Linked DNA regions of Homo sapiens: region 1 is linked to region 2. A link is a loop called in an ENCODE intact Hi-C map of the cell type or tissue named here. Cell type or tissue: IMR-90. All regions are shown on one strand. Each heading gives the region's core, and the rest is flanking DNA. Links, peaks and the distances in the headings are about the cores only. Region 1 overlaps CHST11 (carbohydrate sulfotransferase 11). Region 2 overlaps LOC414300 (a long non-coding RNA gene).

Region 1 (16,600 bases), core at 8,841-11,340, 420 kb before region 2:
TTTTGCAGTTCTATATCTAGGATATAATGCCCTTGTCTTCTTGCCTGTGTATGGTATAAAAAGGATGGTCTTTCAAACCCAGATACTGTGTAACCTGGGCAAGTCACGTAACCTCTCTGAGCCTCACTTTTCAGGGGTTAATAACATTTAACGCATTAAATGTGCTAATGTATGTAAAGTGTCGGGCATAATAACAGGTCCTGATACATAGTGACTTGAAAAATAAAATACAAAATACTTTGCATTTTTCCGAAGAAAGGTACTGCGTAACTCTTAAGGTATATTTTTACTATATTTACCTTGCTGTGGTCAGTCTAGTATAGGTGTCTCTGTTATATTAATGTTTTAGTGGTGATCACTCTAAGCAGTTACATATATTAAAATATTCTGGCCAAATGAAAAGTTTATAAAGAAATGCTTTTAAAATTGAACCAGAAGTAGATGACGATAGTCGTCATTATTTTAAAAAGAGAGGTTTACCGTTGAAATAGATCTCATTAAGGACCTATAATTGACAGAAATTACTTCAGCTTCTGTTATGCTCACGTCTTGATGGCAGCATCGAATACACTCATGTGCCCTCTCTACAAGTAAGAATGGTATGGAATTGCTTCAACCGTAGATTTGCCTTTTTCCCCCTGGGTGATACAGACTCATAACTTTCCAATATTCATTTTTCTTATTTTCTCTTAGCTATGTAATGTGAGTAGGGTGTATTACTATCTCCTGTTCACAGGATCCAATTAACTGAGGCCATAAGAAATAAATGAATGAATGAATGAACCGAACTAACAACCGCTGTTATGAGCCGAGTGCTTACTCAGTGCCAAGTGCTTTGTTTGGACTTTATTCAATCCAGGGGTTGAAGAACCACTCACTCTGGAGTCAGATTCCTGGTCCTAAACCACGTACTTAAGCAAATTACTTCCCTGTGCCTCAGTTTCCTCTCCTGTGGAATGGGATTAATAACATTGCCATTCTTACAGGGTTGTTTTGAGGCTTAGATGATACATACATGCAAAAAGTCCACAGCATGCTGTCAGGCTGTAAGCACTCAGTTCCATTAATTGCTGTTGATTCCTTCAAGGACTCTGACAGAGGTACACCCCTGTTTTGTGGATGAGGAATTTGTGCTCGGAGAAGGTGGGGGCTTACTCAGGGTCACGTGTGCTGTGGTCAGGAGGTGTAGGCTAAAATCCAGGTCTGACTCCAGAGCCAAGGTTCACAAGCTACATCCCCGCATGCCTCGACTGGTCAACTCCTATAATTCTGTCTGCATAGGAAAGACCTGTTCAATGATCATCTTTTTATATTGTTTTGATTTTTGAGTCATGTATCTCATTTGAGCAAGAGATCAGCCTGCAGTTAGGGCACCGTATTGGTTTCCAATTGCTGCTGTAACAAAATGCTACAAAGTAGAGGCTGAAACAATATAAATGTGTTATTTTACTGTTCTGGAGGTCAGGAGTCTGAAATGGGTCTCCTGGGGCAAGAATCAAGGTGTCCGCAGAAATGAGTTCCTTCCAGAGGTTCCAGTGGAGAATCTGTCCCTTGCCTTTTTTAGCTATTAGATGCCTTCTGAATTTTTTGGCTCATGGCCGCATCTCCTCAACTCTGCTTCCATTGTCACATCTTTTCTGACTCCGAGTCACTGCCTCCTTTTCTTTTGAGACAGAGTCTCGCTCTGTCACCAGGCTGGAGTGCAGTGGCGCAATCTCGGCTCACTGCAACCTCCGCCTCCCGGGTTCAAGGGATTATTCTGCCCCAGCCTCCCAAGTAGCCGGGACTGCAGACATGTGCCACCACGCCTGGCTAATTTTTGTATTTTTAGTAGAGATGGGGTTTCCCCATGTTGGCCAGGATGGTCTCGATCTCCTGACCTTGTGATCGGCCTCCCAAAGTGTTGGGATTACAGGCATGAGCCACTGCACCCGGCCTCCCTGCCTCCTTTCCTAAGGAAGCTGCAGCTCACTTGGGAAATCCAGGATAACCTTCCCACCTCAAGACCCTTCACTCTACCGCAGCTGCAAATTCTCCTTTTGCCATGGAAGGTCACATTCACAGGTTCCAGGGATTAGGATGCGGCCTTTTGGGCGTGTCATTCTGCCTAGCACAGATGGCCATTCTCATCGTGCCAGGGTGCTGGCACATTCTTGTTTCTATAGGGGCTGTGTGGTGTGGGCCCCATCCCAGCCCCTGCCCTTACTAGCCTGTGAGCCTAGGCTAAGCAGACATTTCATTTCTTCGCCCTTCTCCAACCTTCTCCCGACCCTGCCCCATTTCCTCCTTTCCTCATCTGAAGAATAGAGTTTTCAGTACCAGTTTTGCGTGACTGTTGAGAGCACAAAATGAAGTAATGTGTGGAAAGTGCCTGGTCCTAATTGGCTCTCAAAAATGGGAGCCATTATTCTCGCAATGATTACTTTTCAATTATTTTTAATGTTCCTGTAATAACAAACAGAGCCCAGTGTCTTGGCCTGGTCAGAGGGAACAAAAGTCTTAGCATGCAGGTCGAGGGGTCCCCATGGCCTCCAAAAAGCAGAAAAACAACAAAACCTGGTTCTAACTAGCTAGAACTGGACTCAGTTAGGAACAAAAGGGTTATTCAGCTGACCAGAGGATGGGCGAGGAACAGAAGGGGAAGGTGAGTGGAGATTAGCTTGTCAAACAGTATTTTCTTGTGAATGCTGCAGATCAAGGCAGTCTTTTGTGACAGCATTTATATTAAAAGAGGCCCAAGATATTTATAGCCCCTATTGGAGCCTAGAGCCTAAATAGCAACTCTGTTTGATCAGCCTTTCACAGGTCATGTGATGTTTCTCCTTCAGGGTGTCCATTTGAAAGTGGGAGAAACCACTAGGAATTTGGGGGGAATAGAGCAGAGAGAGAGAGGTAGGGAAATTTGGTCCATTTGCAGATTCACGGAAGTTCAAATGTGGCGCATAGCTGCGCACAGCTTCCCCTCCTCCTTGGGTACCATGTTGCCAAGACGGGCGGTTAGAGATTCAATGGCAGAGGGCTAGATGATTCTGTTTCCAAGGGGCCCTGCTTGCCTTCCAGCCCCACCTCATATCACCCTGTCCCTCAGTTGCTGTTCCAGCCTCTTGGCCCACATTCCTCAAACATGTCAAACAGGTTCCACCAAAGGACTTGCATATTTGCTGTTCCCACTCCTGGAACATACTTCCCTGAGATCTTTCTGTGGTTGGTGCCTTCTCATCAAGTCTCAGATGAAATATCACCTCCTTTGAGAGGCCTTCTCCAACCTTCCAGGCACTGCTTCTTGCATTGCCTTGTTTTATTGTCTTCATAGCACTTGTCACCATCAGAAGTGATCTTGCTCATTAATTTGTCTGGTGTCTCTCTCATCACCTCTAGAATTTAACCTTACATTTAACTTTTATTGCTGGATATCTCTATTGGCCTATCTTAGGGCCCAATGGAGAAAGAAAAATGTTCTAATAACATATTGTAAAGGTTTGCCTAGAAAGGTATATCCTTCCCCAACATTTCCATTCACTGAAAGAAAACACCTTATTTGTCTGGTGTCTCTCTCACCACCTCTGGAATGGAACTTCTAGGGGAACAGGGACATTGGCTCTTATTGACTGCCATAACCCCAGAGTGAGACATTGCCTAACAAATGAAGGGCATTTATGAAAATACTTGCTAACATGCTGCGCTTATTATGGGCCACATCCTGTTCTAAATGTTTTGCATGATTTAATTCATTTAGTCTTCTCAACTAATCCATTTTACAGATGAGGAAATGGAGGCATAGTTTAATAAATGAAAAACATCAAATGAATTAGACTATTCAGGTATACTGGAGGTATTACTGAATTGATTCAGCAATTGTATCAGTTATCCGTTGCTACAGTAATTCTGCATAACAAAACACCCTATTTCTTCATGCTTGTTAAGGCTGCCAAGGAATGAAAGGACAAGGTTTTTATTTTTCTTCACGGTGGGGGAGATAAAAACCACATTTTATATTTTCAGAGAGTGACAATGAGCATTAATTGAGCATCTACTGTGCGTCAGGCTCTCGGTTACGTTTGGAATTAAATACTCAAAACAGTCCTCAGGAGTGTGGCATTGACCCCATTTCATTCAGTTTGTGAAACAGACTGAGAGGTAAAGTCACGTACTCTAGCTCACACAGTCTTAGGGTTATTTTAATTTCTCCCGCTCTAGCTCACACAGTCTCGCCGCTATTTTTATCTCTCCTGAGATTCTCCAGACAAAACCAGCTCGTAAGAGGGCACCCATGATGTCGTTGGTACTCAGTAGACATTAGCTGAATGAAGGAGGAGGAAAGGCCACCAACCGACCTGTGAGGGTGGATGTTCCTATCTTCGTAGTACTCAGATGAGGAAACTGGAATTTAGAGAGATTCAGTCCAAGGTCACCTGGCTAGTAAATGATCAAGTCAAGATTCCAACCCAGAAAGTTCCATTTCCAGAAGCCAGTGCTATCTGAGGGAAGTAGAATTTAGCAGTGAGGACTTCAGGACCCCAAATGCCTTCTCCACAGTTTACAGCCCCCACCGGCCAGGAGAGAGGCGAAGGGAGACCGAGGGCATATACGTTTGTCTGTAAACCCGTTGGGAGGGTACCCACCGAGGCCTGGAACCAATTCAGGCCCCGGAGCCTCCGCGTCCTGCTCCATATCCCCCTGAGCCGCAGTCTCCCTTGAGCAGAACTCTGGAGTCAGATCTTCTTCTTTGACCTCCGCCCCGTGTGTGGTTTGAGAAGGAAGAGTTGGGAATGGAGAGAGCCCTCATGCGAAGTCATTTGCTGATGAGACCCCAGCAGCTGGTGAGGGGGGCCAGGCCTGTGTGGATTTTGAGTGGGATTTGTGGCCTGAACATACTGGGGCCGCCGAGCCCCAGCTGCAGGGACAGCCAGCACTATCACCTGCCCTGCAGAGAGCAGGCATCTTTCTTTCCCTTTTGGAAACTGCCATGTGTAATTCATGGTAGAGCACAGAGAAAGACGCAATGGAGCCCCGCCCCATGGAAAATCCTAATTAGCTCCCCACAGGGCTGCCAGAATCATGGCAGGCTCCTCACAGCATCTCTGACTCTTGTCAAAGGGTGGCGGCCCTGACTGTCCAGAGGAAGAGGCCTCCCCACAACAAAACCCCTCTGGTTTGTTTTTGTTGTTGGTTTGTTTTTTTACTGCCCCAGGAATCAGGGTTATCTGCTGGACCACCTTATAATTTGCAAAGCCCCACCAACTGGTCTGCTTTCTTTAGAGTGACTTGAACCTCTGAGCATTCATCGACTCACCAAGCATCAACTGGACTCCTGCTGTGTGCAGGGGTTTTGGGCTAGGCCCCAGGGATACAGCAGTGCATAAGGCTGTGTAATCCTTGTTCTCAAGGGGCATACTTTCTGGTTGAGAGGACGCAGGTGATAGCAAATAGATATATAAGAAGATACAAGGTAGTAATAGCATGAGTGAGCCAGTGGGTGTTGCTCTTAAGCCACGCTCTTGCCTCTCAACACTGGAGTGACATGCAAATGCCATGGGGACATCTCAGGGACATACTGAGGCAGAGAGAAGAGCAAGTGCAAGGGCACCACAGCAGATGCAAGCCTGGTGGCTGGAAGAAGCAAACACAAAGGCTGTGCAAGGAAACCCTGATGAATGTGGGGATGGGGACGGACATGTGGCCAGGCAGGCACACAGGGGCCAATCTGCGGGGCCTGGTCAGACCACAGAAGTAAGGATGTTCTGCTAGGAAGCACCATTGCTTTTGCCTACTGGGCAGAAGTGCAGAAGTGTGGAGCCTCCCACTGGTGTCCTGTCATTCGAGGGTTTATTTCTGCTTATTGGGTCAGTGATTCAGCTCCTGCACCTGCTCCATGTGGGAAGGAAATGCTGTGCACTCAGTAAAGTCAGTTCCTCTCAATCCCTCCTCCTCTGGTATGTGCCCACCCAAACCACGTTTGAAATCATCAGGTCACCCTGACTTTTAACTTATACCACACTCCCCCGGGTTCTCACGTGCAAGCAAAGCTTGACTAGCTGGGCCCACATCTTTGAGTGCCCCGCCCCCCTGTTCCTGCTGTGAGTGAAGGGTTCAGGTGAAGAAGGCATAGATGTTAGGGGCAGACAGATCTTAGGTTTGAATCTCAGTCTTGCCACTTAATGGCTGTGTGGTCTTGGACAAGTCTCTTAAAGTCTCTGGACCTCAATAACACTGGGGATAATAATATCTACTTCAAAGGGTTGTTGTGAGGATGAATTGAGATAATAAATGAAGACATCTAGTGCAAGGCAAGTGCTTGATCAGTTTAAAGGTTCTCTCTTCTTGCAGTCTCTTACCAGCCTGTTGTGGAGTACCTGGAAGGAAAGGTACAACACTTCTCTAGTAACACATCACTGGGTGGCAGTGAGTACAGCTGGGCTGTCTAATGACTTTGTAATGAGTAACTTCATGCATTACCATCTAAATGATAGGATACATAGAAATAGATCATCAATAAAAAGGAATGCAGTACTGATACATGCTACATGGATGAACCTCAAAAACATTATGCTAAGTGAAAGAAATTACTCACAAAAGACCGCATATGATATGATTCTATTAATGTGAAAGTTCCAGAATGGATAAATCTATAGAGACAGAAACTAGATTAGTGGTTGCATAGGGCTTAGAAAGGGCATAGACAGAATCTTTTGGGGGTGATAAATATATTCTAAAATTAGGTTACAGCGATGATTGCACAACTCTGTAAATACATGAAAAACCACTAAATCGTGCATTTTAAATGGATGAATTTTATGGTACATAAATTATATCTCAAGCTGCTTTTTAAAAAAGAGATATAGTTTCATTACTTTCAGAAATAATACAAAGTTTAAAATGACATGCTAAGCCTGGGCAACATGGCAAAACCCCTTCTCTACAGAAAAAAATAAAATTAGCCAGGTGTGGTAGCATGCACCCGTAGTCCCAGTTGCTACTTGGGAGACAATTGAAGTCTGTTTTTCAGTCTGATAGGTCTAGAAACACTCATATACCTCTTTTTTCTTTTTGTCTGTTTTGCTTTTTTTTTTTTTTTTTTTTTTTGAGATGGAGTCTCGCTCTGTCGCCCAGGCTGGAGTGCAGTGGTGCGATCTCGGCTCCCTGCGAGCTCTGCCTCCCAGGTTCACGCCATTCTCCTGCCTCAGCCTCCCGAGTAGATGGGACTACAGGCACCCGCCACCACACCCGGCTAATTTTTTTTTGTATCTTTAGTAGAGACGGGGTTTCACCGTTTTAGCCAAGATGGTCTCGATCTCCTGACCTCGTGTTCCACCTGCCTCGGCCTCCCAAAGTGCTGGGATTACAGGCGTGAGCCACCGCGCCTGGCCTGTTTTGGTTTTTTAAAAAAGACACTGGCATAATATTTTGACAAATGCCGAAATAATATAATGTGGGATTGGGCTCTACTGGAAGTATATATGTTGTACAGCACTGGGAACAGCAAATTCCATCAGGGAGGGACAAAGTGAGGGAACAAGAGTATCAGGAAAGTTTTCTAAAGGAGGTTGCATCTGAGCATGCCGTTGAGGAATAAAAGTGTTCATCTGTCTGGCCAACCGCCACAAACTGAGTAGAGGCAGCAGCACACAAAAGAAAAGATCAGTAATATTCTATAAGCTTTGACCTGCCTGAAGAAACAGCAGCAGCATTTGTTATGGTTGTATTTTAGTTGTGTCCTTGGTGACAAGCAAACCCTCCCTGGCCATCGGACACAAGTGGATCATTGATATCAGTTGACTCCTGGTTACCCCAGTTTTGGTAACACCTGTAATGTCTTGGCCTGGATCTTGGTAGTGAAAGATTTCATCTCTCTGGTGTTTATGGTCTTGTTTTTCACCAAACTGACATTGGGAGAATCTGAGACAGACTAGAGATAGCAATGGTATCCTCCATATGGCATTAGGATTTCACCTGTATGATGTGTTTCTCCTGTGAAGCCACCTCATTGGGAAATAAATTCTGCCCCATGGCAACCGATGTTCAATCCCAGTGACAGCAGCATAGCCCGGCAGAAAGCACTGAGAATCAGGTTCCAGATTTCAACACTGCTCCTGGCCTTAATGAGCCAGCTACCGTAACCGTAGCCACCGATCACCAAGTACCAACCCTGTGTCCAGCCCCACCTGACTCTCTGTCCTTCTTCTCCAGACTTGTCTAATAGGGGTAAACTGTACTTATCTTCACGGGAGTGTTATGCATTCAAAGACAAAAGTGAAGCCACTTTAAAAGATGTACAAACCTCAAAAGGGAAACTAACCTTTGCAGGAAGGAAGAAAGTGTTGAAATGGCAAAAGGGGGCGGGGTCTTGAGCAGGAGGTGGAATGGAGTATGATTGGGCAGGGGGAGAATGTCACCAATGAGCAGGGTTTGACACTTTCAGGCCCAGTATCCACCTGCTCAGTGCGAGACAACCCAGCAGTCAGACAAAACTAAGGCAGAGGCTTCAGCAAAGCTGGACACATGCTAGCTCCCCACCCCAAAACAGAGAGAGAGGGAAAGAGAAATCATTTATATTTATAAAAATCATCAATGTAGTCATCATAGGACCAGTAAGAAATGAGGCCGGGCTTATACTTACTTTATGGTTTCACCTTATTTTCACTTCGAATCACATTTTGGAGGTGGCCCTATGGTTTTGTTAGGGTTTCAGACCTCTAAAGGTCTAAATCCAGCTGTGGCTACACTGAACAATTTTCCTGTAGTGGTTGGGAGCAACTTTGTGGGGTTGAAATATGGTATTCAGAAATATGGATAGATTTTCCCAGGAAATAGTAAGATATGAGATTCCCCTTTCAGCCACCCCAGAACTGATCACTCTCATGGGGCAGATCTTTGATTTGCCGACACCAGATTACCCACCTGCAAAGGAAAATTTTTAAAAATCATGCTTTGAACATTTTTCTTTGACATTTGAATTGTATCAATTGTTACATCCCTTGGGCGCATTGCCGGGCAGTGAGTAGATGCCAAGAACATCTACCAGGATGAATGAAGGAATCTGTCGGTGAATAAATGAATGTGGGAGTGAATGCATGCATTCACATCTATGGGAAAATTCACTATGATTAGATTCACCTCTGAACTCAGTTCCATCATGCTAGCATCTGTTAGCCAAGTAACCTAAGCTAGAGAGGCCTGGAGTCCTACCAATTCAGTGGATTAGAAGGGCAGAGAGGTGAAAGAATGTTCCCTTAATGCTTAGCACTTGACTGTAAGTGCACACTGCTGGCAGAATAGTCAGCAGTGGAAATGAGGGAGGAGCGAGGAGATGCGGCAGAACTAGCAGCGGGGCAGAGCTCCAGATCCCCAAGATGGTGGCATTATTTATGAGAAAGGACTCCTCTTGCAAAACTGTGCGTAGACGCATGGGTGTGGCTCTTCCCCCAAAGGACTGGCTTTCCTTTCCTTCCTTCTTGAAGGATTACAGAATAAATAGGAATTGGTACAAAATGTGGATGGATGGATGGATGGATGGATGGATGGATGGATGGATGGATGGATAGATGGGTGAGTGAGTGGATGGATAGATGGACAGATAGGTGGATGGATGAGAGGACATCTACACAGGGTGGTGAAAAGAGCATTGGCCTTGAATGGCAGAGCTACTCAGCTTCTTTGAGCCCAACTCTATCATCTGTAAAAAGGGGATGGTACACCCTGCCCCTCCATGGCTCCAAAGGCTATTAGAAAGCTCAAACTGAAAGCCAAGACACCTTTGTTTTGTTTGATATGGTTTGGTTTGGTTTGGTTTGGTTTTGTTAGAGACGGAGTCTCACTCTGTTACCCAGGCTGGAGTGCAGTAGCGCGATCTCAGCTGACTGCAACCTCTGCCTCCCAGGTTCAAGTGATTCTCCTGCCTCAGCTTCACAAGTAGCTGGGATTACAGGCATGCACTACCATGCCTGGCTAATTTTTTGTATTTTTAGTAGAGACAGGGTTTCACCATGTTGACCAGTCTAGTCTCGAACTCCTGACCTCAAGTGGTCTGCCCGCCTCGGCCTCCCAAAGTGCTGGGATTACAGGCATGAGCCACCACCACACCCAGCCCCAAAACACCTTTGTTCAGTCAAGGTGCTCTGCAGCTATAAGGAATTATTTTCTATGCAACCTCTTCCCTCCAAAGACTGCCTCTAATCCCCCATGCTGCAAATATATTATGATTAAAGTGCAAGAGTAAGTCAAAATCTTAGTAAACTCTATGATCACTTTGGCATTCCTCCAACAAACTCTGCATGGATTTTGTTCCTCCTCTCAGCTCCCAAGCAATTTTTCTTACATTGGAGGTTGCCAAGATTTTATGGCTATTTGGTTATCTTATCCATCCAGATGGTTAGCATTAATTTATGCTGAAGTAAATCTGCAAAACCTCATCTGTCTCATTGCTCCAGAAGCATTAGGTGTAAGGCCTAAAAAAATCTTAATATATAGCCTCCTGAGAGGGCTGAGGTGCGATGTTACTGCATGCTTTTTATTCAATTTGGCTTGAAATTCTGCTCTTCTATCCCTTGATATTTATATATAAGCAAATTAGGTTGTTTGGTATAAGAAACCTAAACTTATTTTATGACTTTTAATGCAGATGCTCATCTCAAGTTACACAGGTGCTTTTTATTGAGAAAAGTTATACCATGATTTATACCAATGATAAATTTTGAACACCTTTTCTCCATTTTTGAATATTCATCATTAAGACATAATGTATGGGTTGGCGACCAGGGATTCAAATACTCATTAAATGTGTGACCTCAGGCAAGTCTCTCAGCCTAGTTGAGCTCCATTTCCATCACCTAGATGAACACTTGCCTGTAGGACTACTGTGAGGATTATATGTTTAATGTATGTGGGGTGCTTGGCACATAATAGCACTTAATAAATGCTATTAGGGACTATTCTTGTTATGGTTGAGCCGGTGAAGAATTTTGTGTGAGAGATTGTGTCTGGACTTTCATTTGGAGCAAGTTAGGTCAAAATAACAGCTCCTGGCACTGCTGGTGCTGAACATGTGTTCTCTGCCTATTCCCTTGCTGAGACATGAATTATTAATATTTTATGCCATTTATTCCTGTGCTATTTGGGGACTTCTCTGGCAGACTCTGGTGTTTTCTGATGGTTCCAGAAATTCGTGCAAAACATTTCTATAGGCTGGGCACAGTGGCTTACACCAATAATCACAACACTTTAGGAGTTCAAAGTGGGAGGACCACTTGAGGCCAGGAGTTTGAGACCAGCCTAGGCAGCCTTAGTGAGACCCTCATCTCTACGAAAACATTTTTAAAAAATTAGCTGGGCATGGTGGTGCATACCCGTAGTCCTAGCTACTCAGAAGCCTGAGGCAGGAGAATCGCTGGAGCCCGAGTTTGGAGGCTATAGTGAACTATGGTCCCACCACTGCACTTCAACGTGATCACAAAGGGAGAACTCACCTCTTAAAAAAAAAAAAAAAAAGACAACATAGTGATTCATAGGGTTGACCTGACTTTTCCTAGGAGTCTAATGGACAGCTGCTTAGCCGCTGATCCAGCGCTTGGCTGACTGATTCCAGGTGCCAGAATGTGGGACAGCTGTGCTCTGAGAGAGAGTCCTCTGCTCACTCAGGTGCAGAAGACAGTAAAGACTAGAAAGTTGGTTGATGATTGCTGGAATAAAGGATGAGAAACTTGAATCTGGTACTAGGCCCACACAAATTCAGTTACTATGTGTCACTTCCTGTTGGCTATTTATTTAAAATTGTAGGACTTCTGGACAAGATTTGCAACTGTGGCTGCTACTGTATCAAAAGTTACAAAGTAACTGCTAAGTAGAGCCTTTAGTTTGTTGTTGTTCTGGTTTATTTTATTTATTTGTTTTGTTTGTTTGGTTGGAGACGGAGTTTCATTCTTGTTGCCCAGGCTGGAGTGCAGTGGCGCGATCTCAGCTCACCGTAACCTCCGCCTCCCAGGCTCAAGCAATTCTCCTGCCTCAGCCTCCCAAGTAGCTGGGACTACAGGCACCCGCCACCACGCCTGGCTAATTTTTTTGTATTTAGCAGAAGCAGGGTTTCACCACGTTGGTCAGGCTGGTCTCAAACTCCTGACCTCAGGTGATCCACCCACCTCAGCCTCCCAAAGTGCTGGGATTACAGGTGTGAGCCACCACACCTGGCCATTCTTGTTTCTTTTTGTTTTGTTTTAAAATTGTATATTTTGGATCAGTTTGCATCTCTCTCTCTCTACAGGGATTGGTTTGAGCATTGTGCAGGTCCCAACTGCCAAGGCTCATGGTCCTTCTGTATAGATGCCACAAACCTACAGTTAACACAGCAACCTTTCTGGCCTTGCCAAGTGCTAAGAGTGGTTGCAATAGGGCCTAGGATTCAGAAGTTGCACTGGGCAGTCAGCAGGGCCCATGCCCCTCACCAGCTCTTCTGGAACTATTTTGTTTTTTTAGCATCCAAGTGCTTTACACCTTGTTCTCATTTGGGTGGTCAAGCCAAGGGTTGTTGACTGAATTCGTAAAAGCACCTTACACATCAGAGGCACTAAGTAAATGTGTATAAATCCTGGACAATACAGCAATAGTGATGGTTAATAACAATGGTTCTCATTTATTGAGCACTTACTATGTACCACACACCATGTGAAGCGCTTTACCTGAGTTATCTCATCTCACCGTCCAACCACTGCATTAAGTAGATGCTGCAGTAGCCCTTATTTTACAGATGAAGAAAGAGGCCAAAGAGCTTAAGAATTTGCCCATAGTCATAGCTGGGAAGCCAGAGGCAAGGATTTGATTCCAGGGTAGTCTTTAGACAAAGACCTGGGCAGTGAGGAGGTACTTCCCAAAGACCTGGGCAGTGAGGAGGTTCTGGGAAGTGAGGAGGTACTACGAGTTGAAATGAGAAGATAGATGTCAAGGCCAGTTTAGCTCAAGATTCTTTTTTAAAGAAATGGCCTTTCCTGCCTAGAATGATCCTGTTTCAAACAGCGGCCCCCGCCCCCCCCAAAATTTTTTTTTCCCTTTGCAGCTTTGGATTTTAGTAACACCAACAATATTTCCTGGAGAAATACTCCAGATGCAGTTTTCTGGTACAAGGGAAGCTGTTTTCATACCGTACCAGCATTTCACAGTTTAATGCCGTTGGGTGAGGGTGGCGGTTGTTATTCTGTGTTTCCTGCTCTCAGCCAGTGTGTGGTTCACACTTGAATTTGGCAACAGTGTGGTTGTGTTTTCTGTGCATCACTTCCCTGCATGGCATCAGATGGGCCTTCTGATTCTTAGAAAACGCAAAGATGTGGTCATTTGTGTGGCTGGAAATTGGCATCCCTGTGTGCGCGTTAAGAACGCCAGGCTGTTGCAGCAGAGGAAAACAATAGGGACCATTTTAAAATGAGATACAAGTGTTCAGGTGACTGTTGCTGTGGGATTTTAACTCTGGATGAATAGCTTGCTGTTAGGGTGGGTACTGACAGATTCCTGGAGCTCTTGTTCTGATCCTTGATCACAAATGCTTTCCGTCTAGATTGACAAGTTGAACCTTCACAGCAACCCTGTCTGGTGGGCGCCACTCCACCCATTTTATAGATGGGAAGACCGAGGCAAGGAGAAGTAACTCACCACTAGTCCCTGAGCCAGTAGGTGGTAAAATGAGATGTGGCCCCAGATAGCAAGGCTCAAGAGCCCCTGAGCCTACTGAACTATAGGGCTAGATTGACGTATTGGGAAGTCTTCTGAATAAATTGCTTCTTCCTCTCACTTGTTTTGCTAGAAACATAAATTAATGTTAAAACATCAACCTGAAACGTGTATTTAAAAACCTGTAAGATATTCTCAAGATAATCTTCAGAAATATGTGAAAAATAAAATGTTAAGGATCCTTAAGGATGTTCACACAGGTATTATTTCTAATAACAAAAAATTGGAACTAGACAGTAACCAAAATAGGGGTGTGGTTAAGTATATTCTGTCACAGCCATATAAGGAAAATGTATAGAGCCCTTAAGATGATGTTGTAGCATAAAGTTTATGGACATGGGAAGATGTCAGTTACAAGCCATTGCTACTGGGCATGGTGATGAGCCTGCAGGCCCAGCTCCTCAGGAGGTTGAGGCAGGAGGATGGCTTGAGCCCAGGAGTTCGAGACCAGCCTGGGCAAGAAGGGGCAAGAAGGAGCAAGAGGAGGAGGTGAAGGAGACAAGCTATTGTTAAATAAAAATAGTAGACTTTTTAATATAAGTATTATATGATACAATTCTTTCTATATACACACATTCGTGAAAGAACATTTCTAGGACAAATGTCAAAATATTAACAGTATTTCCTTTAGGTGTTATGGTCTATTGTGATGTTCTTCATTCTTTTGTGACTTTCTCATTTTCCTTCCAAGCTGCCTGCAATGAGTAAGGATTAGGAAAAGAAATTTTTAAGACCAAAATAAACCTTGGCCTCAGCCAGAATCCCTTCCTACCCAACCTGAAACCTCAGGGCCATAAATCGCCTGCTGCCTCCTCAGGTGGACATGCTTGCTTCCAATCGAAATACAGTGGAAGCTTTTTCCATGGCCAAGGATAGGCCCAATGGCTGTTCTATCCCATAGCAGGCAGACGCCTGAGACCCTCGTTTGTGTGTTATGCTCTGTTGAAGATGGGGCAGAACATACTTCCCAGCAGCTGTGAGGCTGAGACGAGGTGAGCAAGTCCTTTTGAATTCTCTTTCATGCATTCATTCAGCAACCTTGTATCATGCACTTACTATAATTACGTGATTAATCATTGCAACTACATTTATGTGATTCTTCTCCTTGCCAGGCACTGTGGTAGATGCTGCCTTATACCAGTGCCCAAGGCGGCTAGCATACCTGCCTGAAGTTAGAGACGGGGTTGGGGAGACAGCTGTCCTTTAACAATGGAGAGATTTGGACTGTCCTGGGAGAGACAGAGCCCTATGAAGACCATCATGGGAACATAGAGCCTAACACAGGCACTGTCTGCTTAACTAGACAGACAAGCCCAGTTCCCTCTCTCCTTCCCCCTCCCAATACTGTCCCCAGCTCTGCCCCTGGATGCTCTTCCCCATTCCCCTCTGCTGTGGTCTCTCCCCCGTCTCTTCCCTTTCCTCTTTCACAAAATGTCTGTGCATTTTTTTTTTACTTAAAACCACTACGCAAAAATCATAATTTAAGTCAAAACTGGGTCGATTCAACCCAGAGGGGATTTTGCATGACATTCTCAAGAATATTTTCAATTTGTCTAATATCAATTGTCTCCCCATTCAGGTGGGCTCACACTCTTGTGACGAAGGTGAAGATTTAAAAATAATTTATTCCCATGTAGCCACAGGAAATCAATTGAGCAGAGAAAGGATTGAGCAGAGCAAGCGAGATTTAGTTTTCATTAAAATAACACAGTACCTATAAATAAGGTGAGAATCCAGTTAATAGCTTTCTATTAAAGTGGAGTTGACGGAAAGAATTGCATTGGAAGGATTTTGTTTTGGGACTCCGTGAGGATTTAAACATTCCCTTCCTGTCTCTGGGTCTCTGTGCATTCTGAAGTTTGAATCATTTCATTTGTATTTCTCTTTTCAATTTGCTAAAAACTATTCTTAAAGTTGCATCCATTTGTCGCTTCTTGTTGGGTAGGAATAAAAGTCGATTTCTGATCCCCTCTTATATGAAAAATGGATGCATTAGGTCCAACATCTGAGGTCTTCCTCTGGCCAGTCATAAAACAATGACAAACAGGCTGCTTGAAAAGAGATACGAGACTGGGCGCGTTGGCTCATGCCTGTAATCCCAGCACTTTGGGAGGCCGAGGAGGGTGGATCACTTGAGCCCAAGAGTTCTAGACCGGCCTGGGCAACATGGTGAAACCCCATCTCTACATAAATAAATACAAAAATTAGCTGGGCATGGGGGCATACGCCTGTGGTCCCAGCTACTGGGAAGGCTGAGGTGGGAGGATCATCCAAGCTGGGAGGTTGAGGATGCAGTGAGCCAGGATTGCACCACTGCACTCCAGCCTGGGCAACAGAGTGAGACCCTGTCTCCAAAAATAAAAATAAAATAAAAGAGATATGAGCAAGAGAATAAAAACAGAGTGATCGGGGAATGTCAGACCAAAACAGGATTTTCACAAGTGCAGCTTACTCACTGTAGTTACTGCATATCAGAATCATCTTTGGCCAGCATCAAAGACTGGTCTTTTCTTGCCTGAAAGAATCCATTATTGGCTATGTTGAAAAAATTAGGTCATGTATAGACTCTTACCATCTTCTTTCCTCCCAACTCTCACCAGGTCTGGGGTCAAAGATGTGGGTTCTAGCCGCAGTCCTGTCCTCGAAGAACAGATGGCCTTAGACAGGTCTCCAGGTCCTCAGTTTCTCTACTAAGAAAATGTGCCAGTGCCCAATAAGGCACGGGAAGGGTTGGTTGGTTCAGCCCGTTCTGAACTGCCTTTCAGCTCTGGATGGGCTGTGAGGATGTGATGTTCTGTGTCCTGTTGTCTTTCACCAGGGAAGGGTGCCTAGAGAGGGCGTCAGGTGGGTGCTAAAGTGAGAGTTAGACTTCCAGTTCATCCACTGTTAG
Region 2 (11,319 bases), core at 7,482-9,981:
TTGGAGATAAGAGATGTAGAAGTGTACTCAGTTCATGATAACTGTTTTTAGCTAGAAGTACTTGCTGATTCTAGAGGTGCATGGGATTAGAGGCTATTAAACCAAGCAGAAATGACCGAAAAGCACAGCAGAGTTTTCTGTACCATGAAATTGGAATTCAGCATCTGCCAAGAAGGAAGAAGTCCAGTAAACACCACAAGCTCTCAGCTGATACTCTTCAATGACATTACCCTAGGAAAGGGTGCAAACTAGAGATAGTACAACTATTGTAAGACTGCAGCCTAGCCTCACATGCTCTCAGCCCTGATTGGAATGAGCTGATCTGCCTGACTTTAGTTGCCTGCCAAAGAATAGGATCAATCCTGTCTGGAGAAAAATAACATCATCCAGAAAGCCTGCAATTGTTCATTCACTCTCCTGCATTCAATTATAACTGACCAGGTAATACAGGAGTTATTAAGAAATAATTCTTAGGCAACTAGAAAGGGTGAAAGTTCTCAGTGGAATTTTCCTTTAATAAAAAGCGGCCCCAAGCCACTTCTTCTTTAACAGAAAGCAGCCTGAGAAGCTTTTATATGTAAATGTCGGCAGCTGTACCTGAAACCCGGGTACATTCAATATGGGGTCTCCCGCCCTCTTTTCCTTATGACCGCCTTTGCTGGCATTAAAGCAGCCTTCAGGTAAAACCACGTATACAGGTATGATGGCTGCCGCCAGGAGGAGGCTGCATTTGCATAAAAAAAGACTAGGATGGGAGGGACAGTCTTTTCGCTGGCTACGTAAATGACACACCTGGTCAAACCAATCTCCTGTGCCCGATGTAAATCAATCACCGCCTCCTCAAGCCTCCGTACAAAACAGATTGCGTTCTGCCCCAAACTGGAGTCCCTTTGGGGCAATCCGCTTTCTCAGCATGAGGAAGCCTTTTTTCTCTCTCTTCTTGTCTATTAAACTTTCCGCTCCTAAACCCACTCCTTGTGTGTGTCCATGTTTTGAATTCTTTCTCGGCTGTGACAAAGAACCAGGGGATATACTCCAGACAATGGAGCCATTTCACCGGGACATCAAGAAAAATGAGCAAAAGAAATAAACAGTGCCACATGAACAGTGCTAAACTAGGTAGAAATAACCACTCTCATTTTCATGTTATCACCAGTAATCTGTGCAATAATGCGATAATATGTTGCTCCATGCCTGACTCCACCAAGCTGTGTGTCAAATTTAAGGACAATTGTTCACTAAGTAATGTTTGAGCATTTGTCATGTGCTGGGCACTGTAGTAGATGCTAGATGTAGAGAGATGAACAAGGCAGATGCTTTGTCATGATGTGAGCCTGAAGCTGCCGAGGAATACCATAGGAACCTAAAGAATGTAGCCCAAACTGTAGAAGACACAGAAAAGAAACAGTAAAAATCCAAACAGTGATGGCTGGGCGCAGTAGCTCATGCCTGTAAACCCAGCACTTTGGGAGGCCGAGGCGGGCGGATCACCTGAGGTCGGGAGTTTGAGATCAGCCTGACCAACGTGGAGAAACCCCGTCTCTACTAAAAATACAAAATTAGCCAGGCATGGTGGCACACGCCTGTAATCCCAGCTACTAGGGAGGCTGAGGCAGGAGAATCGCTTGAACCTGGGAGGCGGAGGTTGCGATGAGCTGAGATCACGCCATTGCACTCAGGCCTGGGCAACAAGAGCGAAACTCCCTATCAAAAAAAAAATTAATAAAATAAAAATAAAAAAATAATAAAAAAAATTCAAACAGTGGGCATCATTTGAATTCTGAAGCCAGATGCACACAAAGGCCAACCCCACACTAGATGTTTTAAAATTGACATTCAGTAAAAATGACTTTACTGTTGGTATACAATTCTATGAGTATTAACACATGTATATACTTGTGTAGGGAATACCACAGTCAAAATATCAATAGTTGCATTACTCACCTTCTGAAAAAAGTCCTTGCCCTATCCCTTTGTTGTGATATCCATTAACCACCTCTTTGCCCTGATAAACACTGATATGTTCTCTATGACTGTAGTTTGAATGTAGTTGTCAAATCAACGGAAACACAATAGTATGTAACTTTTAGAGCCTGGTTTCTTTCACTCAGCATGATGTCCATGAGATTTGTGCAAATATTTAGCGTTTTCCATGGAGTTTACGATGCTTCTGTTACTGATTTCTAATATAATTTCATGGTAGTGAGAGAATATAACTATATTTCAATCCCTTTAACTTTATTGGGATTTATTTTATGGCCTACCACAAGGCCTATCTTACTGAATAGTCCCTGTACTCTTGAAAAAAATGTGTATTTTGCTGTTGTTGGATGGAGTGTTTTGTAAACATCAATTAAGACATGTTGGTGAAAATATTGTTTAATTCTTCTATATACGTCTACATTCTGTCTACTTGTTATATCAAATACTGAAAGAGGAATGTTGAAGTCTCAAACTATAATTGTAAATTCATCTATTTTTTCTTCTTTCTATACTGTCAGAATTTGTTTCATATATTTTAAAGTTCTGTTATTGAGAGCATATATATTTAGGATTGTAATGTCTTCTTGATGAATTAATCACTTTGACATTGTGAAATGTCTCTATTTATTTGAGATAATATTCTTTGTTCCAAACTCTAATTTGTATGATGTTAATATGGCCACCAGCCACTTCAGCTTTTTTTTTTTTTTTTTTTTTTTTTTTTAGACGGAGTGCAATGGCAAGACCTCGGCTCACCACAACCTCTGCCTCCTGGGTTCAAGCGATTCTCCTGCCTCAGCCTCCCGAGTAGCTGGGATTGCAGGCATGCGCCACCATCCCTGGCTAATTTTGTATTTTTAGTAGAGATGGGGTTTCTCCATGTTGGTTAGGCTGGTCTCGAACTCCCGACCTCAGGTGATCCGCCCACCTTGGCCTCCCAAAGTGCTGGTATTACAGGTGTGACCCACCGCGCCTGGCCCTCCAGCTTTCTTATGATTAGAGTTATCATGGTATATCATTCCCTATCCCTTTGTTGCATAAAATCTGTGTCTTTATATTTAAAGCATATTGCTGGATCTTCTTTTTTCACCCAGTCTATCTCTGCATTCTTTTTTTATTTTGAATTTCTGTGGGTACATAGGTAGGTGTATGTATTTATGGGGTACACGAGATATTCTGATACAGAGATACAATGCATAATAATCACATCAGATGGCCAGGCACTGTGGTGCATGCCTGTAATCCCAGCTACTCCGGAGGCTGAGGCAGGAGAATCACTTGAACCTGTGAGGCAGAGGTTGGGGTGAGCTGAGATCACGCCATTGCACTGCAGCTGGGGCAGCAAGAGCAAACTCCATTTCAAAATAATAATAATAATAAATAAATAATAATCACATCAGGGTAAATGGGGTATCCATCACCTCAAGCATTTATTCTTTGTATAGTTGGATTGTTTGTATCCAACTATACTCTCTTAGTTATTTTTATTGGTAGAACTGTGATGATGACCCCGAGCCACAAAATTGGCAAGTTTTTATCAGGGATTTTAAAAGGGGAGGGGGTGTATGAACAGGGAGTAGGTCACAAGGATCACATGCTTCAAAGGGCAATAAGATCACAAGGCAAAGGCAAAATTAGAATTACTGATGAGGGTCTATGTCCTGCTGTGCATGTATTGTCTTGATAAACATCTTAACAGGAAACAGGGTTCGAGAGCAGAGAACTGGTCTGACTAGAATTTGCCAGGCTGGAATTTCCCAATGCTTTATGCCTCAGTAAGCCTGAGGGTACTGCAGGACACCAGGGTGTATTTCAGTCCTTATTGAACGACACTCCCAGAGCGGCCGTTTATAGACCTCCCCCCAGGAATGCATTCCTTCCCCACCGTATCAATTATTAATATTCCTTGCTGGGAAAAGAATTCAGTGATATCTCTCCTACTCACATGTCTGTTTATAGGCTCTCTGCAAGAAGAAAAATATGGCTCTATTCTGCCCAACCCCACAGGCAGTCAGAACCTTATGGTTGTCTTCCCTTGTTCCCTTAAAATTGCTGTTATTCTGTTCTTTTTCAGGGTGCACTGATTTCATACTGTTCAAACACACATGTTTTACAATCAATTTGTACAATAGTGGTCCTGAGGTGATGCACATTCTCAGCTTATGAAGATAATGGGATTAAGAGATTAAAGACAGACATAAGAAATTATAAGAGTATTATTAGGAAAGTGATAAATGTCCATGAAATCTTCACAATTTATGTTCAGAGATTGCAGTAAAGACAGGCATAAGAAATTATAAAACTATTAATTCTAATACTTTTATAGTATTAGAACTAATAAATGTCCATGAAATCTTTACAATTTATGTTCTTCTGCCTTGGCTCCAGCCGGTCCCTCCGTTTGGGGTCCCTGACTTCCCGCAACAGTTTTTAGCCATCTTAACATGATGTGAGTATGGTGTGTGTGTGTGTGTGTGTGTGTGTGTGTGTGTGTGTCTTGCTTGGGGTTATTGAGAGTTTAAGATATATAAGTTTATTATTTGCTTCATATGTGCCAACATTTTGGTCATTGTTTCTTAAACATTTTCCTGTCCTTCCTTTTCTGGGTCCTCAACTATATGTACATTATAGCACTTGATATTGTCCCAAAGTTATCTGAGATTTTCTTAATTTCTTTCTTTTTTTTCTCTCTCTTGAGTTTAGATTGTTCCTATTGGTATTTCTTCACATTTATTGACAGTTTCTTCCTTGTGCCTACTCTGCTATTAATCTCATTCCATAAATCTTTCATTATCATTTCTAAAAGTTTTGTTTGGCTCTTTTTTTTTTTGGCTCTTTTTTATATCTTACATTTCTTTCCTCATTGTGTTCATATTTACTTTTCTTTTTTGAGATGGAGTCTTGCTCTCTTGCCCAGACTGGAGTGTAATGGCACGATCTCGGCTCACAGCAACCTCTATCTCCCAGGTTAAGTGATTCTCCCTCCTTAGCCTCCTGAATAGCTGGGGTTACAGGCACCTGCCATCGTGCCCAGCTAATTTTTGTATTTTTGTAGACATGGGGTTTCACCATGTTGGCCAGGCTGGTCTTGAACTCCTGACCTCAGCTGATCGGTCTGCCTCGGCCTCCCAAAGCATTGGGATTACAGGTGTGAGCCACCATACTCAGCCCATGTTTTCCTTTAAGAACTAAAACAGGCTGGGCACAGTGGCTCACATCTAAAACTCCAGCATTTTGGGAGGCAGAGGCAGGCAGATCACTTGAAGCCAGGGGTTCAAGACCAGCCTGGCCATCATAGCAAAACCCTGTCTCTACTAAAAGTACAAAAAAAATAGCTGGGTGCAGTGGCATGCACCTGTAATACTAACTACTCAGGAGGCTGAGGCAGGAGAATCGCTTGAGCCTGGGAGATGGAGGTTGCAGTGAGCTGAGATTGCACCCACTGCACTCCAGACTGGGCAACAGAGTGAGACTCTGTCTCAAAAAAAGAAAAAAAATTAAAACATAATTTTATCTTATTTTATTTTTTTCAGTTAAAACTTTTTATATTTTAATAGCTTTTGGGGTACAAGTGGTTTTTGGTTACATGGATGAGTTGTATGGTGGTGAAGTCTGAGATTTTACTGCACCTGTCTCCCTAGTAGTATATGTTGTATCCAATATATAGTTTTTATATCTCCCCACTCTCCCCCTTCTGAGTCTCCATAGTTCATTATATCACTTTGTGCATATATGGCCTTTGTGCATCCATAGCTTAGCTCTTGCTTATAAGTGAGAACATAAGATATTGGGTTTTCCATTCCTGAGCTATTTCACTTAGAATAATGGCCTCCAGCTCCATCCAAGTTGCTGCAAAAGACATATTTAGTTCTTTTTATGGCTGAGTCATATTCCATGGTGTATGTATATCACATTTTCTTTATTCACTCATTGGTCGATGGGCACTTAGGTTGGTTCCATGTCTTTGCAATTGTGAATTGTGCTGCAACAAACACATGCGTGCAGATGACTTTTTAACATAACTTATTTTCCTTTGGGCAGATACCCAGGAATGAGATTGCTGAATCGAATGGTAGATCTACTTTTAGTTTTTTAGGAAATCTCCATACTGTTTTCCATAGAGGTTGTACTAATTTACATTCCCACCAGCAGTGTATAAGCATTCCCTTTTCTCCACATCCACACCACCATCTGTTGTTTTTTGACTTTTTAATAATGGCCATTCTTGTAGGAGTAAGGTGGTATCTTATTGTCGTTTTAATTTGCATTTCCCTGATCAGTGATGTTGAGCATTTTTCACGTTTGTTGGCCATTCATATATCTTCTTTTGAGAAATGTCTGTTCATGTCATTTGACCATTTTTTTGATAGGATTATTTGCTTTTTCTCGCTGCTCTGTTTGAGTTCCTTGTAGATTCTGGATATTAGTCCTTTGTCAGATGCATAGTTTGCAAATATTTTTTCCCATTCAGCAGATTTTCTGTAAAACATGATTTTAATGCTGTTTTCACATTTTCATCTGCAAATTTCACCATTCCCATTATTTCTCCTCCCTCCCTCCCTCTCTCTCTCCCTTTCTTTCTTTCCTTCTTTCTTTCTTTCTTCCTCTGAGACAGGGTCTCACTCTGTCATCCAGGCTGGAGCGCAGTGGTGCAATCTTGGCTCACTGGAGCCTTGACCTCCTGGGCTCCAGTTCCCATCTCAGTCTCCCCAGTAGCTGAGACTACAGGAACATGCCATCATTCCCAGCTAATTTTTGTATTTTTTGTAGGGACAGCATTTCGCCATGTTGCCCTGGCTGGTTCGAACACCTGAGCTCAAGCAATCTGCCCACCTTGGCCTCTCAAAGTGCTGGGATTACAGAAGTGAGCCACCATGCCTGGCCATTCCTATCCTTTCTATGTCTATTACATGATTTTCCACTTGGTTATAGATCACATTCTCTTGCTTCTTTGTATGTCTCATAATTTTTAATTGGATATTTGAGTCTTACACTGTTGAGTGCCTAGATTTTGTTATCTTCTTATAAAGCTTTTGGTTAAAACTGTACATTGTATGTAACATATTGTGGCCACTCTGGATTCTATTTTTTTCTTCAGATAATTATTTGACTGGCATTTTTTGTTGTTTGTTTCTTTGAGCCAAGTTCTTTCTCTGTCACCCAGGCTAGAGTGCAGTGGCAGGAGCATGGCTCACTGCAGCTTTGACCTCCTGGATTGAAGCAATTCTCCTGCCTCAGTCTTCTATGTAGCTAGGATCACAGGTGCATACCACCACACCTGGCTACCTGGCTAATTTTTAAAATTTTTTTGTAGAGACGGGGTCTCATTTTGTTGCCCAGTCTGGTCTTTGACTCCTGGGCTCAAGTGATCTTCCCACCTCTGCTCCCAAAGTGCTGAGATTACTGGTGTGAACCACCATGCCTGTTTGACTATTTGTTTTTAAATGAAGTAAACTTGCCCTGACTCCCTGTCTCCTTAGTAGAGTGAAGCAGTTTATATTCTGCTTCGTTCTTAGTTTAGTGAAGGATTTGGCCAGTGTTTATACTTAGATTGCGGGGGTTACACCCATCTGCAGTTGCCCTAATTATCAGTCTTTCCTTCTAAATTCTAAACTGCTTTGGCAGCTCTACTTCTATTCGCTGTTACCTCAAATAAGTCTTCAGCTTTCTGCTACCCAAGGTGTACCTCTGTTGGGAAATATATGCATTCAAAAGAGCAGCAAACTCATACACTTCACTGAGTGCAGTTCTGCTTTTCAGGGACTCCTGTTATTTCATCAGGCTGTCTGTATTTTAGTGGTCAGTCAGTGATTTGGGCAGAGTTTACACCCAGATTTTGGATCTCACACATTTTGTAGGTCACTCCCCAAACTGATGACCTCTTCTAACAAACCCTGTACTCAGTTTGCTGACAGTTTGAGCAAGTAAGCCTGCAGTGCTGAGCTTCAGTGGTGAGGGACACCATCAGACAAAAAGCCACAAACTCATAATTCTTATCAGTTGCTGAACAAATTCTCCTGTGGTTTTTACCTGCTTTTATTGTTTTAGATTTTTAAAAAGTCATTTTTAGATATTTTGGCCACTTTTCTTAGTTATTAACTGTAGATGGGTTCACTTGACCACTTTATGCTACCTCCATTATTAGAAGTGTCCTTATCAATTATTTTGACATGAAGATTTTCAAAAATGTCTATGCTTTTAAAAGTAGACTATTTCAACCTACTTTACATAACTTATATAGCAAAACTTTTTTTTCGAGACAGAGTCTCGCTCTGTCCCCAGGCTGGAGTACAATGGCACAATCTTGACTCACTGCAACCTCCGTCTCCCAGGTTCAAGTGATTTTCCTGCTTCAGCCTCCTGAGTAGCTGGGACTACAGGCACGCACCACCACGCCCAGCTAATTTTTGTATTTTTAGTAGAGATGGGGTTTCACCATGTTGGCCAGGATGGTCTCAAACTCTTGACCTCATGATCCACCAGCCTCGGCCTCCCAAAGTGCTGGGATTATAGGCATGAGCTACTGCGTCAAGCCAGCAAAAAATTTTTTTATATTATTTTGCTTTTAGAGTTCAGATAAATCAGCAAACTTCCTACCTTTCCTTCCTTCCTCTTTCTCCTTCTTTCCTTCTTTCTTTCTCTTTTCTTTTTCTTTCTTTCCTTTTTTCTTTTTCTCCTTCCTTCCTCTCTTTCCTTCCTTTTCCTTCCTTCCTCTTTCTTCTTTCGTTCTTTCTTTCTTTCTTTTTTTCCTCTTTTTTTCTTTTTTTTTTCTTTTTTTGACAGGGTCTCACTCTGTTGCCGAGGGTAGAGTACACTGGTGCAATCACAGCTCACTGCATCCTTGAACTCCTGAGCTCGAGCGATCCTCCCGCCTCAGCCTCCTAAGTAGCTGGGGCTATAGGTGCATGCCACCACACCCAGCTAATTAAAACAAATTTTTTTAGAGACCAAGTCTCATTATGTTGCCCAGACTGTTCTTGAACTCCTGGGCTCAAGCTACCCTTTCATTTTAGCTTTCCAAACTGCTAGGATTACAGGAGTGAGTCACCATGCCCAGCTGACAAACTTTTTCTTAAAGGGCCAAGTGACAAATATTTTAGGCTTGTGGGCCATATGATTGCTGCTATAACTACCCAACTGCCATTTTAGTGTGAAGCAGCCATAGATGAAACACAAATGTAAATTATGTTTAATGTAAAATATGTAAATTAATGGGCATGGCTGTAGTCTGATATTTTATTTACAAAAGTAAGTAAAGTTTTACTTTATTTACTGATCTGCTGTCTGTACTTTGCTGACCCCTAAGTTAAAACATCTGAAAAATTTCACTTACCAGACAATTGGGCTCTTTGAAGAGTTTTGGTCACTGTGACATACCAAACAGAGAAAGTCCTGATTAAATACTGGTTGAAGAAATGAACAACTAAAAAAGCCATTTATTACATGATTTCTTTTATCTTTAGATTCCTTAACAAACAGTGCCATCTGTTGAAGAACTATTAGGAAATACTTTTCCTGTAAACTGAGTATTTACTACAGAGCACTTGAAAAAAATGACAATTATTGGTTCACTCATTCAACAAATACATGTTTATCATCTATGTACCTAGCATTATACTTGGCACTGAACTGTATCAAAGAGATAAGGTTTAGATGTTTATAGAGCATACAGACAAGTGGGAGACTATATTATTGTAAGCACAATTGGAAGCTGCTGGGGTAGTATTTCCTGCACCCCATCACATACATACATACATACATACATACATACATACATATATATATATATCACATTTTAAAAAATCCATTCATTCCTCTATGGACATTTGGACTGCTTCTGCCTCTTGGCTATTGTGATTAATGCTGCAGTGAATATGAGTGTGCAAATATCTCCTTGAGATCCTGCTTTCCATGTTTCTTGTTTGTTTTTTTGAGACAGAGTTTCGCTCTTGTTGCCCAGGCTGCAGTGCAATGGCGTGGTCTCCAATCACTGCAACTTCTGCCTCCTAGGTTCAAGCAATTTTCCTGCCTCAGTCTCCCGAGTAGCTGGAATTACAGGTGTGTACCACCACACCTGGCTAATTTTTCCATTTTAAGTAGAGACGGGATTTCACCATGTTGGCCAGGCTGGTCTCAAACTCCTGACCTCAACTGATCCACCCACCTTGGCCTCCCAAAGTGCTGGAATTACAGGCATGAGCCACCATGCCCAGCCTGTTTTTAGATATATACCCAGGAGAGGGATTGTTGGATCATACTGTAATTCTATGTTTGGTTTTTAAGGAACCTCCATACTGTTTTTCATACCAACTGCATCATCTTACAGTCCCACCAGCAGTGCACAAGCGTTCCAATTTCTCCACATCCTTGCCAATACTTGTTATTTTTTGTTTTATTGATAGTGGCCATCCTAATGGGTGTGAGGTAATACCTCATTGTGATTTTGATTTGCACTTCTCTAACAGTGATGTTGAACATCTTTTCATATGCTTCTTGGCCATTTGTATATCTTCTTTGGAGAAATGTCTATTCAGATCCTTTGCCCAATTTTTAAATTGTTTTGTTGTTGTTGAGTTGTAAGAGTTCTCTACATATTGTGGAAATCAATCCCTTATCAGACATATGATTTGCAATTGTTTTCTCCCATTCCATAGCTTGCTTTTTCACTGTGTTGATTATTTACTTTAACATGCAGAAGTTTTTAAGTTTGATGTTATCCAATTTTTCCATTTTTGCTTTTTTTGCTAAAATCCTTTTTGAAGGCATTGGAGACCCAGGACAGTGAGGATTCGAGGAACTGAAATTCAGGAGAGATGATCCAAAAAGTTGAGCTTGACATTTGGCACCACATTTCACCTCAAGACATCTGCTGATTTGTAATGTGGCAGCTGAGAGTTTATGAGGCTGGGGAGCCGAAAGCAGTAGCTGAGAGGTGGAAAAGCTGATCAGGTTTGGCAGGCTCTGCCAAGCTCTCCTGCAAAGCTATACCCTAGGACTGAGGTGATAACAGAAATAGATGAGCTCTCACAAAGACAGAAACCCAGTTTCTAATCAGAACAGTCCTAGACTGGGTTAAAGTAATCTGTCCCTACACTAATGGCCTTCCAGAAAATATAGTAATCCCCTCTGAAGAAAGATGACATCATTCAGAGGCTTAACTTATGTTTACAATTTTTCATACATAAAGGTCAAGATGCACTAAAAAAATTATCAGCTATACCAGGAAATAAGGCCAAATGATGGAAAACCAAGAGAAAAAGAAACAAAACATAACAAAAAAAAACATCACCAGACAACAGAAAAGAGACCCTCAGGAAATCCAGATATTGGAGTTAT

The links. Peaks named below come from ENCODE experiments on the same cell type or tissue, not always from the same donor. Only the 100,000 strongest peaks of a DNase experiment are listed, where the experiment ranks them.
Region 1: a loop joins it to region 2, with 10 times the contacts of the local background. A loop is called at or near these places in 3 of 110 quality-filtered maps.

The regions. Positions count from the first base shown.
Region 1 is chr12:104,674,766-104,691,365 of GRCh38, forward strand. The region is part of intron 2 of CHST11 (carbohydrate sulfotransferase 11); the gene reads left to right. Among named protein-coding and RNA genes, the nearest start is that of MIR3922, 91 kb to the left of the region's middle. RefSeq lists a silencer at 13,178-13,373. In IMR-90, for the core only: no CTCF peak of the experiment used is centred there; a DNase peak (open chromatin) is centred at 10,296.
Region 2 is chr12:105,091,743-105,103,061 of GRCh38, forward strand. It overlaps LOC414300 (a long non-coding RNA gene), which reads right to left. Exons shown (of 2, transcript NR_121211.1): 2 at 10,730-10,978. Among named protein-coding and RNA genes, the nearest start is that of WASHC4, 10 kb to the right of the region's middle. RefSeq lists an enhancer at 766-1,380. In IMR-90, for the core only: a CTCF peak has its summit at 9,468 (motif pointing left); a DNase peak (open chromatin) is centred at 9,019; H3K27ac peaks cover 178 bases.